Regions from separate parts of the Homo sapiens genome. Here regions 1 and 3 are each linked to region 2. The links are chromatin contacts, found by Hi-C or POLR2A ChIA-PET in ENCODE. All regions are on one chromosome and are shown on one strand. Each heading gives the region's core, a stretch centred on a gene start or an enhancer-like site at or near the end of the contact. The rest is flanking DNA. Distances are from core to core; before and after follow the strand shown.

Evidence for each region. A loop is a pair of places that touch in the nucleus more often than their neighbours do. ChIA-PET counts read pairs that join two places held with the same protein, here RNA polymerase II (POLR2A). Pooled maps may share reads with other maps.
Region 1: a pooled map shows a loop between it and region 2 (2.9-fold over the local background). The contact joins two enhancer-like sites. A Hi-C loop is called at or near these places in 3 of 50 pooled maps. POLR2A ChIA-PET finds 5 or more read pairs at or near these places in 3 of 52 experiments (A549, OCI-LY7 and activated T-cell).
Region 3: a map of naive thymus-derived CD4-positive, alpha-beta T cell shows a loop between it and region 2 (2.4-fold over the local background). The contact joins the promoter of RNF144B here to the enhancer-like site in region 2. A Hi-C loop is called at or near these places in 1 of 168 maps with a recorded cell type or tissue (naive thymus-derived CD4-positive, alpha-beta T cell) and 1 of 37 single-sample maps with no recorded cell type.

What each region holds. Positions count from the first base shown.
Region 1 is chr6:18,324,919-18,329,662 of GRCh38, reverse strand. No RefSeq gene overlaps it. Among named protein-coding and RNA genes, the nearest start is that of RNF144B, 60 kb to the left of the region's middle. Within about 2 kb of position 1,847, at least 13 of the 41 ENCODE cell types and tissues checked have a DNase peak (open chromatin) inside an H3K27ac peak, as active enhancers do.
Region 2 is chr6:17,578,057-17,582,259 of GRCh38, reverse strand. It overlaps the pseudogene SUMO2P13. Among named protein-coding and RNA genes, the nearest start is that of FAM8A1, 20 kb to the left of the region's middle. Within about 2 kb of position 1,664, at least 15 of the 41 ENCODE cell types and tissues checked have a DNase peak (open chromatin) inside an H3K27ac peak, as active enhancers do.
Region 3 is chr6:18,385,976-18,390,576 of GRCh38, reverse strand. RNF144B (ring finger protein 144B) reads right to left here and starts at 3,227. Exons shown (of 8, transcript NM_182757.4): 1 at 2,947-3,227.

The sequences.
Region 1 (4,744 bases), core at 598-3,097, 750 kb before region 2:
ACCATTATTTTTGGAATGTCCTGATTTTTAGAAATAATTTTCAAGCAATGATGTCCTGTTCATTATTTTTATTTTTATTTTTTTCAGATGAAGTCTCACTCTGTCTTCCAAGCTGGAGTGCAATGGCACAATCTCGGCTCACTGCAACCTCTGCCTCCCAGGTTCAAGCAATTCTCCTGTCTCAGCCTCCCAAATAACTTTTTGTATTTTTAGTAGAGACGGGGTTTCACCATGTTGGCCAGGCTGATCTTGAATTCCTGACCTCAGGTGATCCACCTGCCTCATGCTCATTATTTTTAAAAGCTAGCTGAGCACGGTGGTTCACACCCATAATCCCAGCACTTTGGGAGGCAGAGGTGGGAGGATCGCTTGAGGCCAGGAGTTCAAGACCAGCCTGGGCAACACAGTAGGACCTCATCTCTATTAAAAATATATATATATATTAGGTGGGCTGGTGCTTTGCACCTGTAGTCTCAGCTACTCAGGAGGCTGAGGCAGGGGGATCACTTGAGGCTGGGTGGTCAAGGCTACAGTCTCTCCAACAACAACAACAACAAAAAAGCCATGGTTAATCTAGTTACTATTCCCACTTAGTTTCAGGAATTGAAAAGAATTTCAAAGTTTACTAAAAAGCAGGGAAGTGATACAAACATCCAATTTGCACAAAAGAGTTATTATGTCTTACCAGTGGAAATCAGGCATAATTGAACAAGTTTTAGAAACAAAGAAACCAAAATGCCTGAGAGATTGAATTTAGAATGTTCCTCAAATGCTAGTGCTAATCACAAGCTAACATGAGTATCACAGTTTCAAAATATAAGAGAACATTTTTCAAGTAATTTTTTTCATTGAAACGGAAACCCAAAAAACAATGCCAGTCATCACAGTATGTGGTAAATGTAACTTCCAGAAACAAGTAACTGACGTGTTTAACAAGGAACCTGTTTTCAGCGTTGGTGAAAGCAAACCAGGTCTGATGATGCATATCTAATCACCCAAGGAAGGCAATAAAACTAAAAAGATTCCATTGGTTCATTAACTATTAAAATCCAACACCAAAGACACAGCCCCTTTAAAGCCTTGACAACAAATATTAACTTATTACACATACAAATTATGCTCAAGACCAGCGACTTTATAATACCAGCAGTAATGCTGCTATTCAAATAATAAACAGGCAATATTATTCCTACTGGGTTGAAAGAATGAAAAATAGCTTAAGGAGTGAATTTTCAAGTGCACGTAAAATGTGGCAAGTTGGGACATGGAAAAACTGAAAGTCTTAAAGGTAGTTCCGTTACCAGAAAGGGATATAAAAATAAAAAGCTCACTCAATGAAAACATAATGCAGAATTAGGTCAGCAAAGCTGAAAACATAATACAGAATTAGGTCACCAACACAGACCTAGAAACCTCCTTCCTCTCTCCCAACTCCACACATAATTCAGTCAAGGCTGGCTGCTTTTTCACCAACCAATCCAAGGATAAAAAGCTAGGAATGAACAACATTCAGGTAAAAGGAGGCCTCTCCTTCTATGAGTGTCAAATTATATAAACCTATGAGACAGCCTCTCAGAGTCATGGCCATTGTAACTTACAGCTGAATGGAACATAAACTTTCTCCACAAATAAATTCTGTTTTGCATTGCTTGACCCAGGGCCAGCCTTGGAAACTTCTTCCATGTCTCTATCACCAGAGACTCTGCCAAGGAGAGAGGAAGGCTGCAACATCAAGCTCTTCCGCATCCCCTTCAAAACTCCAGGTGAGCTAGAGCCCTTAAGTGCCTTCGAGAACAGCAGCTGGGTGCGTAAGGGGGCGTGTCCCATCTGGTCCTGCTTAAGACCAGCAAGAGCAGAGCTGGCTCCTCTGTCCTTCTTCCTTTTTTTCTTTTCTACATCACACCCAAATGGTTGGAGCTGGTGGCCAGAGATAAGAACTTAGAGGCATTTCTACCGCTAGCCCCCTGGGCTCCCCACTCTCCCATTGCTTCCTTTAAAGGGACCATTCATGCATTTACCCTCAAATTGAAAATGGCCCACACTGTATTATGCAAAATATACTGCTAGCTGCTCGCGCTCTCTCTCTCTCTCCTCTCTCTCTCTCTCTCTCTCTCTCTCTCTTCCCTCCCTCCCTCCCTCCCTCCCTCCCTCCCTCCCTCTCTCTCTCTCTCTCTCTCTCTCTCTCTCTCTCTCTCCACCTGATCCCTCATTCCTGCCTCACATGACCTAGTGACCAAAGACTCATGGTGCTCTCCCTGCCCAGGAACTGTTTAAGTGAAAATCTTTGGACTTGTTTCCTATGAGGGTGCTGTACTGAATTTGCACCTTCCATCTGAAGAACTAGGGGCTGCCCCAGGCCTGATTTTCTCCAAGGCACCAAGGAGAGCACAAAGTCAGGCTCCCAGCAGCAGAGTGACAGTCAGACAGGCATAAACTGGACCCGATCAGACAAGAGCCACGTGGGTATCTGCCAGTATAAACAAGGTTCCTGTGAGAGAGCCCTCCTGGTTACAGGTTGGAGAACTAGGCTTTAGGCCACCCTCCAAGTAGACGTATCCTGTGAAAGGCACACAGTGAACACCCATGCCCAGCTCCCCTTCACTTCGCATCGGGGCAGCATTGTTAGCTGGTCTGGTACTAGAACCAGAGCTGGGGGCTCTTAAAACACCCGCTTTGGCCTGGCGCGGTGGCTCACGCCTGTAATCCCAGCACTTTGGGAGGCCAAGGCGGGCGGATCATGAGGTCAGGAGATCGAGACCATCCTGGCTAACACGGTGAAACCCCGTCTCTACTAAGAATACAAAAAATTAGCCAGGTGCGGTGGTGGGTGCCTGTAGTCCCAGCTACTCGGGAGACTGAGGCAGGAGAATGGCGTGAACCCAGGAGGCGGAGCTTGCAGTGAGCCGAGATAGCGCCACTGCAGTCAGGCCTGGGTGAAAGAGTGAGACTCCGTCTCAAAAAAAAAAAAAAAAAAAAAACTTCTCTCTCCCATTCTCCCCGGATTCCTGAGGCTCACATTGTGTGGTATGAGCCTGTCATATACGTGCCCAAAATGGCATCCCTTCTCTACTCTCCACTCCAACTCTATAACTCCTGCTTCATTAGTTCAACTGGGGTAGACAGAGGTGGAAAATGATCTGATATTCTAATTCACATTACAGTAATACTTAATAAAGTAAATAATTGACAGCATCTTCTCCCCACCTCAATTCCCCATGCACTCTCATTGTTAAATCAAACCAGTCTCCAAGTCTGTGTATTTTAGGCAGTATGGAGAAGGAATGGGGGATAGGTTTTGGGAATGGGAGGCTGGTTTTCTGTTGCCTGATCAATCACACCACTTGATGGCCTTAGAAGGAAGCATGATATTTCCTGAAGGGCAGGAGAAAGGCATCCCACACCTACTGTCTTTCTCCCACTGCCACCCAAGGAGTGCAAGCCCGAACATGTCCTTCCATCTCCTCTCCAGTCTTCTAACATTAACCAAAAAATTAAGTTCTGACACATGCTTCAACATGGATGAACCTGGAGGACATTAGGCTACATGAAATAAGCCAGTCACAAAAGGACAAATACTGTATGATTCCACTTAACAAGGTACCTAGGGTAGTCAAATTCATTAGAGACAGAAAGTAGAACGGTGATTTCCAGAGGTTGGGGAGAGGAGGAAATGGAGAGTTGCTATTTGTGATTATGAAAAAGTAATTCACAGGCTGGGCATGGAGGCTCGTGCCTGTAATCCCAGCACCTCTGGGAGGCTGAGGCAGGAGAGCTGTTTGAGCCCAGGAGTTCAAGACCAGCCTGGGCAACATAGTGGGACTCTGTCTCTACAAAAAATACAAAAATTAGCCAGGGATGGTGGCACACACCTATGATCCTAGCTACTCAGGAGGCTGCAGTGACAGGATCACTTGAGCCTAGGAGGAGGCTGCAGTGAGCCAAGATAGTGCCACTGCACTCCAGCCTAGGAAACAGAGTGAGATCTTGTCTTAAAAAAAAAAAAAAAAGTCATTCACATTGTGAATTACTTATTGCCACTGAATTGCACACGTGAAACTGGTGAAATGGTCAATTTTATATTATGTATATTTTACTATAATAAAAAAATACAACAAAAGAAATGTTTAAATAGGGGGACAATCTCATCCATTCCTCCCCAACCTGTAGTAGGACCTCCCCCATTCCTCACTGAAACCAGTTTTAGTCCTAGGACTTCAGCATCTATTCATATTCTCTGGTTCTACTAGGGGTGGACGTATTTGTCACCCCAAAGGAGCCTGGTTCCTGGAGCAGCCCCTGGAGGGACACAGAGAGAGCCTCCACCGTCTCCTGAGTCGGTCTTAGAGAACGAGTCTGCCAGGGAGCTGAAGCAATTTTTCCTCCTTGCATTTTTCTTGTTTTCTCCAAAAGTGGACCCCATTCCTCCCACTCTTGGTTCCTCATGCTCCTCTATTCCATCCCCAGGCCAGATTCTCAAGAGTTGGATGACTGAGTGACCGTGAACTCCCATTCACTATTTTCAGGTAAGCCATAATGTAACATAGACAAATCCATTTCCAACCCTGAGTGGACTCCACTGGACTCTTGAGAGCTGGAATGGGATTCATTAAATAATTGGACCAGCCACTAGGAAAAAAATATGAAGTGCAATTTTCCCTACTCCTTTCCCATATGCTTAGTATCTATGTAACATAATATTTATTCATTCATTCATAGAGGTATTATTCACTAATTATTATCCATG
Region 2 (4,203 bases), core at 415-2,914:
TCATCCTCCAACTGTGTAGGTGTTATCTATTTCATTGATGGGTTGCCCATCAAATCAGAATCTGACCTGCCTCATTGACAATCCCTGTCATTCACAATAGGCTTTAATTAGTTTACTAAGTGGTGCATACCTCTTAAAGTGCACCCCAGAACCGCCCCGCCCCCTTCAAATTAATATGATCATTGTTCTCAGGCTCGACTCCTTCCTAGGGCTTTTCGTAGGCCATGGGAAACGCCAGAGTCTCCTCAGCTGCCCCTTCATAAAACAGGTATCAAGTCTGCACCGGATTGTGTCTGACATTTGTGAGTTCTCGGTCTCACCGACTTCAAGAATGAAGCCACACACCCTAGCAGTATTACAGTTCTTAAGGGCAGCATGTCTAGAGTTTGTTCTTTCTGATGTTCTGATATGTTTGGAGTTTTTTCCTTCTGGTGGGTTCAGTGGTCTCACTGGCTCAGGAGTGAAGCTGCATGTTTTTGCGGTGAGCTTTACAGCTCCTAAGGCGGCCTGTCTGGAGTTATCTGTTCCTCCCGGTGGGTTCGTGGTCTAGGATGGCTTCAGAAGTAAAACTACAGATCTTCGCAATGACTGTTACAGTTCACAAAGGCAGTGTGGACCCAAACAATAAACAATAACAAGATTTATAGCAAAAAGCAAAAGAACACAAGCTTCCATAGTATAGAACCAGCCCCTAGCCCGTTACCACTGCTGGCTCGGGCAGCCTGCTTTTAGTCTCTTATCTGGCCTCGCCCACATCCTGCTGATTGGTCCATTTTACAGAGAGCCGATTGGTCTGTTTTACAGACAGCTGATTGGTCCGTTTTGACAGGGTGCTGATTGGTGCATTTACAATCCTTGAGCTAGACACAAAAGTTCTACAGGTCCCCACTAGATTAGCTAGATACAGAGTGTGGACTGGTGTATTTACAAACCCTGAGCTAGATACAAACTGCCGATTGGTGCATTCACAATCCCTTAGCTAGACATAAAGATTCTCCAAGTCCCCCCCAGATTAACTAGATACAGAGTGCCCATTGGTGCATTCACAAACCCTGAGCTAGACACAGAGTGCTGATTGGTGTGTTTACAAACCTTGAGCTAGATACAGAGTGCTGATTGCTGTATTTACAATCCCTTAGCTAGACATAAAGATTCTCCAAGTCCCCACCAGACTCAGGAGCCCAGCTGGCTTCACCCAGTGGATCCTGCACCGGGGGCGCAAGTGGAGTTCCCTGCCTGTCCGGAGCCGTGCGCCCGCACTCCTCAGCCCTTGGGCGGTCTATGGGACTGGGCGCCGTGGAGCAGGGGGCGGCGATCGTCAGGGAGGCAGCTAAAGCCCCGCGAGAAATCGAGCACAGCAGCTGCTGGCCCAGGTGCTAAGCCCCTCACTGCCCAGGCCGGCGGGGCCGGCCAGTAGCTGCGACGGGCGGGGCCCGCCGAGCCCACGCCTATCTGGAACTCGCGCTGGCCCGCAAGCGCCGCGCGCAGCCCGGCTTCCCAGCCGCGCCTCTCCCTCCACGCTTCTCCCTCCACACCTCTCCGCAAACCGAGGGAGCCGGCTTCGGTCTTGGCCAGCCCAGAAAAGGGCTCCCACAGTGCAGCGGCGGGCTGAAGGGGCTCCTGAAGCGCCGCGAGAGCGGGCGCCAAGGCCGAGGAGGCGGCGCCTAGAGAGAGCGAGGGCTGCGAGGCTGCCAGCACGCTGCCACCTCTCAGAATGAGCATACAAGCAGCACCAAGAGCGGCAGAGAAAGCAATAGTACAATTTCTCAATAAATCTAAAAGCTAATTCTTTGAAAAAAAATATATATATATATACACATACAGGCTGGGCACGGTGGCTCACGCCTGTAATCCCAGCCCTTTGGGAGGCGGGAGGCGGGCGGATCACGAGGTCAGGAGATCGAGACCATCCTGGCTAACCCGGTGAAACCCCGTCTCTACTAAAAATACAAAAAATTAGCCCGGCGTAGTGGCGGGCGCCTGTAGTCCCAGCTAGTCTGGAGGCTGAGGCAGGCGAATGGCGTGAATTCACCCCGGAGGCGGAGCTTGCAGTGAGCTGAGATCGCGCCACTGCACTCTAGTCTGGGCGACAGAGCCAGACTAAGTCTAAAAAAAAAAACAAAAAAAAAACACAAATATATATATATACACACATACACATATATATACACACATATATATAGCGTGTGAAAGTCTAGTAATGTTAATTAAGAAAAAAATTATAACTATAGACATTAAGAATGAGAAATTGTATTGAAAATACTGAAACAGCGGGCGCGGTGGCTCATGCCTGTAATCCCAGCACTTTGAGAGGCCGAGGCGGGCGGATCACGAGGTCAGGAGATGGAGACCACGTTGAAACCCCGTCTCTAATAAAAATACAGAAAATTAGCCCGACGCGGTGGCGGGCGCCTGTAGTCCCAGCTACTCCGGAGGCTGAGGCAGGAGAATGGCGTGAACCCGGGAGGCGGAGCTTGCAGTGAGCTGAGATCGCACCACTGCACTCCAGCCTGGGTGACAGAGTGAGACTCCGTCTCAAAAAAAAAAAGAAAGAAAAAGAAAATACTGAAACAATTTTTTCAAAATAAAATGAAGTTGACGTTCAAGTTCATTCCAACAAATTTGAAAACCCAGAGAAAATAGGTTATTTCCTAGGAAAATGATAAATTGCCAAAATTGACTTAAAGACAAAAACCTAAAGACATTTATAACCACTAAAAAAATTAAAAAATCAAAATACTTGTCAAAAACAATTAACTTTTTATTTTTTCAGTTATTTTTAAATTATAATTTTATAGTTTTATTATTTGAGTTTTGAGACAACGCCTATATAATATTTGTATTTTGGAATTTGAGACATTAATTTTGAACTATTGCATGATGAATTTTTAAATATGTTCCATAAGATATTGGAAAAATGGGCTGGGTGTGGTGGCACACGCCTGTAATCCCAGCACTGGGAGGCCCAGGTGGGTGGATCACCTGACATCAGGAGTTCGAGAGCAGCCTGGCCAACATGGTGAAGCCCCATGTCTACTAAAAATACAAAAAATTAGGCAGGTGTAGTGGCAGATGCCTGTAATCCATGCTAATTGGGAGGCTGAGGCAGGAGAATCGCTTGAACCCAGCCTGGACAATAGAGCAAGACCCTGTCTCAACAAAGAGAAAAAAAAGATATTGGAAAAATGGTTTATATAATACTTGGAACTTTCTAGCTAATCTTTAAAAACCAGAATATTCCTTGTTTGTCTACCTATCATCTATTTATAATTATAAAAGTAATCCAAGCTTATTATAACAAATTTAAACCACAAAAAAAGACAATTGTGTTTGCACCTCAAAGGATTACCACTCACTGTTAAGTCAGTACATATCTTTCCACATTCTTCACTGCTTTTTCAAACATAAAAAATAAACTTTGAATGTTTTAATTCTTTAATGTTTGCTTTATTATAATTAATTTATTTTTCCTATATTCCTTGATTATGTTTCATTTCCTTTCCCTAAGTTTTTGGCTGGAATGCTTATCATTCTATAATCCTTTGTCACTAAGTTATTATTGTAATACCCACCTCTCTTCTTTGAATCAAAAATTATTTAAAAGAGTAAACTTTTTCAATGCCTGCATAACTTTGGTTAATTTTTTCTTCTGTTAGCTCTATTGTCTTGCACTCAGAGACTGGCCCATGTAATATTTACTTTTCAGACTCCAAGATTTTCACTTTATCAAATACAGGATTAAGTCCATAAGACAATGGAAAAACAACTATATTCTGTTTTTAGAGTTCCAATAATCTTTCAAATCAATCTTAATTATATAATTCTGATTTCTTGTATTGTAGTCCATTTTTTTCTGCCTAGTCAGTCTGTCAAAGACAGAAATATATATGATAACACACTACTTATATATTTTTAAAAATCCATCTTTTTGCATTTTTAATGGTTAATATACTTAATATATTAACAACTAATATATTTTCATGAAAAACAATTCAACACTGGCAGGTAGCATTCTAAGATGGTCTCTAAAATTCCTGGTGGCTAGTATACATTCCACGTAATAATCCCCTCTTCTTGAGTGTGAGAGAAATCTGGGAATGTGGGTGGCTATGAGTCCCATGATTAAGTTATGTTATATGGAAAAGTTGAAGGGATTTTGCAGATATAACTAAGGTTCTGAATCAATCAATTTTAAGTTGATCA
Region 3 (4,601 bases), core at 1,978-4,477, 810 kb before region 2:
ACTCCAAGCCATGTGATCAGAAGTATCTCCAGCTATGAATAAGAAAAGTCTATTTCACTTAGATTGCTGTGTTTTGAATTCAAGAAAGAGATCTGCTCATAGATGAGAAGATCCTCATTCCACGTTGCAGAAGCATTGGTCATTTTTACTCATTTAATATATAGTTATCCATTTTTTAATAACAACTATGGTATGATGCATTAGGTTCCAAAGTACTCACCGACTGGGTAAATAGCAAATGCCAAAGTTAATAAAACTAAAACTTTAGTCCAAGACCTCCCACATACACCTAAAGGTAAAAATTATGAATTAAAATATTTACATAAATTAACTTAGGTGTCATATACCTCTTAATGGTCAAATGGTCAAGGTAACACTACCAAGAAAATTAAGATGATCGAGGTGACAAACATCGAAGTACTTTTTATAATCTGGCAAAGCAATGTGAATTCAGAACTACCACTCTAGACCCAAGTCACTTCTGACCTTATGAGAATTTCTTCCGGACAGAGACCACATCTTAGCCATCTTTATATCCCAGCATCTAACCTAGCACCTAGCAAATCAGTCACTCAGTAGTAGAGTGGATAACTTTTCTGATTGTACTTGGAGGAGAGAAAATATTAAAGGCCTGGTTCTCATCTGTATTCACTTCCAGAAATTCACAAGCTGAAAATATTGACCATTTGTTTCAGGTAAGGAGCTTCTATAAATTAAGGTAGGCACCCCTGAAAGAAATGTTTCAGTACTTAGGAGCAATGGCTACAGATACCTATTCCCCAAAGTCCAAGTGAAAAGCATGACTTGTCTGGCAGCTTGGCCCTTTTCCCACATCCAAAATAATCAGTTGTACAAAGTAGGCTTAGTCCCAAAACTGCTCAGACTTTGTTCCTTCAGTAACATCTGGGTTCAGCATGATTCCTGACCTCTATCTCAAACTGGAGATTTCAAACACTAAAAACTTCACTCTCCAAGAAAGTAATGTCATAAAGTCAAGGCCAGGGGAAACAAAGAAGCCAGGATTAGCAGAAACACTTCGGAGAAAGGATTCTGACATACATATAAATGTTTCTAAACGTCTAAAATATTGAAATGACTTTTCAAGAAGGAAATTTTAAGTGCACCTCCTCAGATGAAAAATATTCATACTACTGAGGAGAAAGACGTTTTTCAGGAAGTTAAATGGTCATACCAGGTAGATAAAATAAGCTTTTTCTTTCCAGAGAGAGCATACTCTTCTCTCTGCTGTAGAGTTTGGCTCCAAAAACCTGGTTCATAATCTGAGACCCAAAAACTGATTATTTTAAAAAGACATGTCTTAAGCTGACCTAGTTTGGAAGCCTGAATGCCTTTAAATTGCCAATGAACTGAAACCATTCATGAGAATGGGCCTTTTGAATGCTGAGAATGTTCTTTGGGACTCAGCACAAAGATATTTGGCATAGATGACTGTAAATATTTGTAAAACTCTGGGTAAATGGGCAGGATTTGACCACACTCAAGCCCGACTTCCAGCACAGTAGTGTAGGAGAAAGTTATCTAGGGTGATTGTTTGGGGTTTTGGGGGGTTTTTTTGGTTGAGTTTTGTTTGTTTTAAATAAAAAGCCAAGCAACCCAATTCTACTACTCAACATCTTTTTCACGTTCACTATATATGTTTACCTTTTTTTAATCAAGATAATTAATTAGTCAGAGACTACTTTTGAAACTGAGGTTTTTCCCTTTCCCACTTTTCTAAGTTTATGCCCACGACAAAAATAAAAAAAAAAATGCCAGTCAAAGGTGTGCAAGGGCAGAGCAGGAGTTGTGTGAAACCATGACCTTGGATTTCATAATACAATTATCTACAAGTGGCTTTGTGGATCTGCTATAGGTTTTTCTCCCCCTCAGGATAGTTTTAGAAGTATTTAAGGCACTGCTGTCCATGAAAAGGACCCAGGTTGTGAAGGAAAGATAAACTAAGGAGAAGGAGGGACTCACAGAGGGATTTGATGTGAAAGGGACCAAGAGGCTCATTTCAGTGAAAGCTGCGGCAGACAGATACTCTAATTAGCCAGCAACTCAGTTAGGACTGGCTAGGTTCCTTTTGCCTCTTACCCACACCCTAAAAACTGAGTCATCCCAAAGTTCATTTATTTTGCTTCTGGGCACAGACACCCCCTAATCTGCTTCCTCAGAAATGTTAGATACATTGCCATTTAATTTATACCTCTCAATGTTCAAATAAACGTCCAGAAATGCCAAATCGGAAGAGCAGAGATAGTCCTGTTAAGAACCTCAGAGCTAATGTTTTGATAAGATACATGTGGCAGAAAGCAATATGAAACTGACAGTCTGTTATGAGAACATGAAAAAAGAACATTTCCCAGAGAAGGGAATTAATTTCTGGGAAATCTTTATGTGAATAGTGTATATGCATGAGGAGTAGACTTACAGCAGGATCCTTGAAACTCATGAGAAAAACAAAAGGTGTTTTAGAAAGAATAAGCAAAAGATACCTACCTTTTCCCTGCACAAACGACAATCAGTTCGATTTTAACTTAAATTTGAGAATGGCTCTCGTAGTATCAGAGTTTCACTGTTTCATTAGCAATTACCTGATAAAATAAGCACTATAATGCATAATCCGAGATTATGCCAACTTTTGGTCTCCCCTTAAGACCTAGGGAGAGGTCTGGTCTAATCTCGGATTCTACAATACATTCTATTATAGAAACTGTTTTATTAGAAATGAAACTACTTTCCTTTAACAAAGGCATTTTTCTTCTAAGTTAACAGGTGTTTAAGGCATTCAGAATGAATTCAGTTCTGTATGGTTTGAGCACTAGAGACAGAAAATCGAAAAATTGTGGTGTCACAGTGAGTTTCCTGTCCTTTTTCCTTAGTCCAGCAACACCATTCCGGTCTTGCAACGCCTGTAGCCTTTAAAAAGCTCGCTAAACCTACCTGGCAGCAGACCTGCGTTCCTCCGTCGCCGGGCTTCTCAGTAGCCTCCCTCGCGCTCACCGCCAGTCCGGGCTGCTGGCACACCGGACAGGAGCTCTTCCATTCTCTCCGTCTTTCCTCCGTGCTCTGCGGCTGACAGCTTTACACTTTGCAAGACTGCAACAGGACTTGCGCTCCCAGACCTACGGGTCGGGAGGAGGCGGAGTCCCCGACCGCCTCCTAGCCTTGACTGGCAGCTGCGATGCCCGGGACTGTTGCAGCGGGAGCGTGGGGCACAGCTCGCCAGCAGCGGTAGCAGCGCGTTTATTTATACAGGAAGCTCAGGCGCCGCACTTCCTACTTCCCATGTGGGTCGTACTTCAGCTGCAGGTGTTGGCCTTAACCCTATCCGAACCCGGGCGCGCTGCACCGACTCTACTGCTTGTCAGGACCTGTCTCTTGTTCTCCTGGGACCGCTGTTGCAGGAATTCAGAGCAGGGGGTGCAGGCAGCTGCCCCTAGCGCACTTCTTCTGCCCAGACAGGGACAGCTCACCTCTTGGCCTTAAGCGCCTGCTACCTCTCTGTCTGTACATATCCTCACAGGCCACCTTTCTTTATTTTCTCCCTCCTTCCCAGCTCTTTAAATCTCTTTCTTCTACTTCTAACAGCCCAGACCTGCCTTCCCACGTGGCAGACAACTGTTTTATAGAAACACTTCCCATGCACATCTCATCAAAAAACAGCTTGTACCTCACTTGTCCTTTTGCATCTAATGATGAAATTAGAATACCTGTGAATCAAATCGGGAATAATCTTAGTTTACCTCATAAAATACAGACACTTCTTGATGAAACAATGATTTCACTTGAAGTGCTTTGTAACTTAACTGGTTGTACCCTCAATTAAACAAAAATGTAACAAAATAATCCAGAAGCTGTGAGGTATTATGAAGTGCTTCCTTGCTCCAAACCCTTGGACACTTCATTTGTGTGACATTCATAATGAATCGCATACCTACTCATTCCCCATATCCCCCATAGATCACAATCACCTAAGTCTGCTGAACATTGCCATTTAGGAATGTCGCTCTGACACAAGAATCTGTGTTCACTCTGCAATCCCTCTCTACTTTTGCAACCACTGTCAGGAATGTGCTTCCTAAAAGGAAGGGACTCACAGGCCCTTTGTGGAAAGGATCTGTGCACGCCAACAGGCACCATTCCAAACGACACAAGCAAACATTGCTTCTCAGCCCTCCAAGTTGAAGAAAACCTCTAGGTCAAAGCAAAGTGCTGAATAACACAGTGTATCTACATGTGCCATGCTAGGGCAGGTAGGAGGACCAGCTCACCAGTCAGGGAGGAAGAGAAAAAGGACAGGGGCAATAAGATGATAAAAGAACCCACGGTAGGATATTTGAGCTTGAAAAGTCTTCCTAGCTATTTTAGCAAATAACCTGATTTTAAAAATAAGGAAACTGGGCTGGGTGCGGTGGCTCACATCTGTAATCCCAACACTTTGAGAGGCCAAGGCGGGCAGATCATCTGGGGTCAGGAGTTCAAGACCAGCCTGGCCAACATGGTGAAACCCCGTCTCTACTAAAAATACAAAAAATTAGCTGGGCGTGGTGGTGGGTGCCTATAATCTCAGCTACTCGAGAGGCTGAGGCAGGTGA